Regions from separate parts of the Homo sapiens genome. Here region 2 is linked to region 1. Evidence: chromatin contacts called from ENCODE Hi-C data. All regions are on one chromosome and are shown on one strand. The core of a region is the stretch at or near the end of the contact, and the rest is flanking DNA. Distances in the headings are between cores, read along the strand shown. Region 1 holds the start of ZC3H15 (zinc finger CCCH-type containing 15). Region 2 has its middle 390 kb from the start of MIR548AE1.

Region 1 (2,700 bases), core at 59-2,558:
AAATTGGCAATAAGAATACCAGTTCTCCTCCAAAGTTGGAACCTGGCCAAGTATAGCAAAATTCTTAAGCATTTTCTTAAATCCAATGAGCAGACTTTACACCTTATGCGGTAAAATGGTCATGGCTTTTTCTAATTATATCCAAAGTACAAGAGGTCCTATTTAATTATGAGGAGGATTAATAGCAGAAATCGAGGGAAGAAATACCTCGTTGGGGTCTGTATGGTATGTTTACGTAATGTCAAATATGGTTCATCTTTTAAGGAAACTCAATTCAGTTGTTGGAAAACAAGTGCACAACATGTAAGAACGTCAATAGCGTTCCTTGGCCATTAAAGGGCTACAGGCTCAATGTGTTAAACGAATATATATACACACACATATATACACATATACACACACATAGATGTATACATATATACACGCGCACACACACACATATATCTCAAACTGGGTTACGGGACTTCACACAATTAGTGACACTGAAACCTAATCTCTTTTAAGGCGTTATCCTATTTAATCCACTTCAGAATGTAAGTACCAAGCTCTGCGTTCAAGACCCTGGGTTGTGACGGAAAGTCCTTCCATTCTTTATGGGACTTTAAACATTTCAGAGGTGGATCGAAAAAGCCACCAAGTCGTAATTTGTTGGTTCAAAAGAACTAACAGTACCATCCCTGGGTGACGGGTAAAGAAATAACGAACACAAAGACTCGTCATGAGTCGGTCTTCCAGAAAGACGCTGGCCCGAGACCGTTCAGCGTATTTCTTCACACATAACCTTGGAAAATCTCCTCAATTCTGAGAGGACTAGCGAAGGATAAAACCCTGTGCCAGTCCCGAGGGGTCATTTCGCACCCGGGTGCATGGGTGGGTGAACACGGGCGTGTGGGCGGAGAGGCAAAGCCCAGGTGCGGGGGCGCCAGCAGCGTCACTATAGTAATGAGAGAGCTAGCGTCATCAGGGGCTGGAGAAGGGGCAGTGGGCCACACAGGCCTAAGGGAGGAACACGTGGCCCGAGGAAGCGAGCCGGCTCCCAGGGAAGCCCGGAGCGGGGAAGTGGCTTTCCGGAGGGCTCGCGGCGTGAGTGGGGGAGGGGTGGGTACTCACTTCGATAATCTTCTCCTTCTTTTTTTGCTCCGCCTTTTTGCTGCCCCCGGCCTGAGCCTGTTTCTTGGGGGGCATTGCGGAGACAGATGGCACCGGCCAGACTTACGCGCAGCTGAATACCGTCAGGGGTTCTGGCCCTGCGGCAGGACGAGGAGGAAGACCGGGGCCTCACTCGCCGCACCGCACGGAAAGCGAGTCGCTCATTGGCCCCGCAAACGCGGCCTTTGCGACAGGTCGATGTCGCAGAGCATAGTGGGTAGCGAGGAGCGGCTCCCGGAAGCGGAGCTGCGCGTGCGCGCCCACTGCGTCCCACTAGGAGGGGGCAGGGACGGGACGTGGGAAAATGACTACGCGTCACTCGTGATGTCGCGCATCCGATAGGCCCTTTTCAGATGGCAAAAGGCCTGAGGGTGAATCTGGGCGAGCTGGTTGAGTCCATGCGTTTGTGCTTCCTCTCAGTCCACTTTCGCTTACGATGGGGCGACTCTTGTCCATCGTCACCTCACCGGGAAACTTTTCCTGCCGGGCCAGTTAATGGTCCCCTGTACCATCCCCATCCTGAGTGACTACTAAGCAGCCGCAGCGACTCGGGGTTGCTCCGTGACCACGTTACTCAGTTAACCTTCTTGTTCCCTGGAGAGGCGGAGCTGAATGGCCCGTGAGTGTCGCGTGCTTCAGATTCCTGCGAAGGATTATTTAAAAAATGGAAAAAGTTAACTTTCATTTGCAGGGTCCCTTTCATTTGAAGAGCATCTGAGATGGCGTCCCAGATAAGGAGGCACTTGAACTCCTTAGAAGTACTGTATTAAGTTATTTTGAGACTTTAGGAGAGTGCCTAGGTGATTCCTAAAAATTCCTTTATAACGTGAAAGTAACCAAACTTAGTTAGAACTTAGTTTAAGTGCTTGGTAGCTCCAGAAATTCCTTGGCACATTACACACACTATTTCATTTAGTTATCACAACGACACTTAGGTGGGAGTTGTTACTGTTTTCGTTTTATAGATGAAGCAGAGAAAGGAAGAAAGATGCCCAAAGTTATATTAAGGACAGAGCCAGCAATTGTAATCTTGGCAGTCCGGCTTCAGCCTATATGCCTATTACCTAACATTACAAACTTAGATCCTGTTTGAAAAGGTACTTGAATGATGAATGGGACCCATTGATATTTGTACAAACGAAAATACTATTTTTTAAAAATGTACAATGCTTAGCTGTTATTTTTTAAAATGATTATTGTTTAAACTATTTCTGTTAAGAAGCATTGTGGAACCAAGAATCATCTTTATAGATAAAAGTTTTTTTATCTTTTTCATTAATTTGAATAGGGAGAAAACGATAAGCCCCCCTACTTAGTCAAATTGATTATTTGCTTAGTAATTTTCTACGTAAGATAATGTCAAGGAACCCCAAGTATGTTTTGTGTGTGTATGTGTGTGTGTAGAAGAAATGTGATAGCTACTAAAAAGAATTGTGTCGAGAATGGCAGGTGTATGTTGACACACTTTTTTTCATTTGGGCTCATATTGGCAGGTTAATGGGCTCCCCCCCTTTTACATATTTTCATCTTTATTTTTTGTAATTGTCATAG
Region 2 (2,700 bases), core at 92-2,591, 2.5 Mb after region 1:
AAATAATTCCATTTATTCTCTGGCCTGCATTTTTGCTCAGTAAATGACATTTTTCGGTAAGTATAGGTTTTTCATTTTCACATAGTTTAATTTGTAATTTTTTTCCTTCATGATTAGTAGTTTTCTGTCCCATTTAGGAAAAATTTTTAACCCAAAATAATGAAGATACTTTTCTACTTTACTCCCCAATATATTTTGTAGTTTTCGGTTTAGAGGTCTTGTACATGTTTAATTAGATTTATTCTTAGGTAATTTATATATTTTGATTTTTTGGCAAAATCAAAATACCTTATTTTCTCAAGTTCCAAATTTATTGCTGGTGTATAAACATATAACATATTGTAATACATAATGGAGCCCAGCAACTTGATACATTAACTTAACAATTTCAATAGTTTTGCTGTAGAGTCTTGAAATTTTTACATATAAAATCACATTACTTGCAGATAATGATGCTTTCATTATTTCATTATTCATTCCTTGGTTACCTGGCAGTGTGGCTGTGCAAACATTTTAGTCTCAGACCAGAGATTAGAGTATCTGCTTTGGAGTGGGGTAGGGACTTCCACAGCCAGAAAGTGCCTCAGCAGTATGGCTAAAATTGTGCCCTCCCTGTAGCAGGCCTAGGGCAGGAAGAGAACTCCTACGGCTGTGGTTTCTCCTGGGTAACAAGACTTGCACCAAGGCCCAGTTTGGTGACATGGAACTCATCTGTGTGTGACTTTGCTGAGTAGCCCATGCTGCTCCTTGGAAATCATGGTGCAGTAGAGGCTCCCCTCTGCTCTACCCCCAGAGAGAAATCCAGGAATTTGGACCATGTTCTTGCCTGGACCAGCAGCCTGAGCTACCCAACCCTTCCTGGACATAGATTGTGCAGTGGGGCTCTATGCTCCATGCCCAGGCAGATATCAAGGCATCCATAACACCTGTTACCCTGGTTCAGCAGCTTGAGCCACACTACCATTCCTGGACATAAATTGTGGTGTGGGGGGCCCTCTCTATTCCATTCCCAGGCAGATCCTATACATTTGGAGTACTACCTTGACTGAATCAGCATGCTGAGCTGTCCCACCCTTCCTGTGCAGAGATCCAGCCACAGGGGAATCCTTTCTACTACACAACCAGGCAGATTTCCAGGCATTCAGAGCACCTGCTTGTTTAGTCCAGCAGCCTGAGTTGCTTGGTGCTGGGGGATCATTTCTGCTCCACGCTCAGGCAGAAATCCAGTCATTCAGAGAACTGCTCATCTGGATCAGCAATCTGACCTGCCCCACCCTTCTGTGCAGAGTTTCTGATGCAAAGAGGCCCTCATTGCTCCATGCCCAGGCTGATCTCCAGACTTGTGAAGCACCTGTTTGCCTGATTCAGCAGCCTGAGCTGCCCCACTTTTCCCAAATGTAGATTATGGTGTAGTGAGGCCTTCTCCACTCCAAACCAAGGCATATTTCGAGACATTTGGAGCACAAGATCACCTGAATCAGCAGTCTGAGTTGCCCAGCCCCTCCTGTGCAGAAATATTGGTGCAGCAGGACCCACTCTGCTACATGCCCAGGCAGATCTCCAGACATCTGGAGCACCCACTCTACTAGATTAGAAATCTAGGCCATCCCTTACTCCTGTGCAGAGAACTTGGAGCTGAAGTAGGTGGCTTCCTACCTCCACACCTAGGTACACCTTTGGGTGCTTGGTGGCTACTCACTGGATTCTCCCCTTGTTGCTGGTGCCTCTGCCTGGCATGGGGGACCCATAGGTCAACCTGTCTGTTTTGGTCCCACCCTTCAGTCTCTTGCTCCTAGGGCACAACAGGGAGCTCAAACTACTGTATACTCCACAAATCATCCCAATGCCTGAGGCAACAGAGAGCTGCCAGTAAATAAGGATTATGTATATACCCAGCCACGTTGGCCACAGTCTGTTCTTACCAATAAGCACCATCCATGGGCTTACATGTCAAACTCCACAGCCTAATATAAAATCTGCTGAAAGAAATGCATAGCGCTATAGAAACAAAGCCAAGAGACCCTACCAGCATGCCTTACAACTCCTAGAAATAGAGAGGAAAGGAAAGAGAAAGAAGAAAATAATAATAACATTGTAGGGAAAGGAAGAAAAAGAAAAAATCCTACCCACATAAAAATAATTACAAAACTTAGAGGTGCCAGGATCTCCAGATGAGAAGAAACCAGTGCAAGAATTCTGGCCAAATGAAAGATCTGAATGCAGTGACACCAAGAAAGGATTGTACTAGCTCTTCAGCAATGCACCCTAACTGAAATGGAAACTCAGAAATGACAAATAATTCAAGCCATGGATTGCAAGGAAGCTGAATGAGATCCAAGACAAGGTTGATAATCAAACAAAGACACTCCTAAAGCAATCCAGGAAATGAAGGAAGAGATAAACATCTTAAAAAGAAATGAATCAGAATTTCTAGGCTTAAAAAACTCACTTAAGGAATTTCAAAATACAATTTAGGCTGGGTGCTGTGGCTCACTCCTGTAATCCCAGCACTTTGGGAGGCCAAGGCAGGTGGATCATCTGAGGTCAGGAGTTCGAGACCAACCTGGACAACATGATGAAACCCTGTCTCTACTAAAAATACTAAAAATTAGCCAGGCGTAGTGGTGCATTCCTGTAATCTCAGCTACTCAGGAGTCTGAGGCAGGAGCATCTCTTGAACCTGGGAGGTGGAGGTTGCAG

The links. Hi-C counts contacts between places; a loop is a spot of excess contacts on that map. Pooled maps may share reads with other maps.
Region 2: a loop to region 1 is called in a pooled map, with 4 times the contacts of the local background. The contact joins the enhancer-like site here to the promoter of ZC3H15 in region 1. A Hi-C loop is called at or near these places in 2 of 37 single-sample maps with no recorded cell type and 3 of 50 pooled maps.

The regions. Positions count from the first base shown.
Region 1 is chr2:186,484,868-186,487,567 of GRCh38, reverse strand. ZC3H15 (zinc finger CCCH-type containing 15) reads right to left here and starts at 1,308. Exons shown (of 10, transcript NM_018471.3): 1 at 1,111-1,308. The coding sequence starts at 1,185. LOC105373785 (a long non-coding RNA gene) reads left to right here and starts at 1,568. Exons shown (of 2, transcript XR_001739147.3): 1 at 1,568-1,768. RefSeq lists an enhancer at 1,199-1,678.
Region 2 is chr2:183,991,797-183,994,496 of GRCh38, reverse strand. No RefSeq gene overlaps it. Among named protein-coding and RNA genes, the nearest start is that of MIR548AE1, 390 kb to the left of the region's middle. Within about 2 kb of position 1,341, at least 2 of the 41 ENCODE cell types and tissues checked have a DNase peak (open chromatin) inside an H3K27ac peak, as active enhancers do.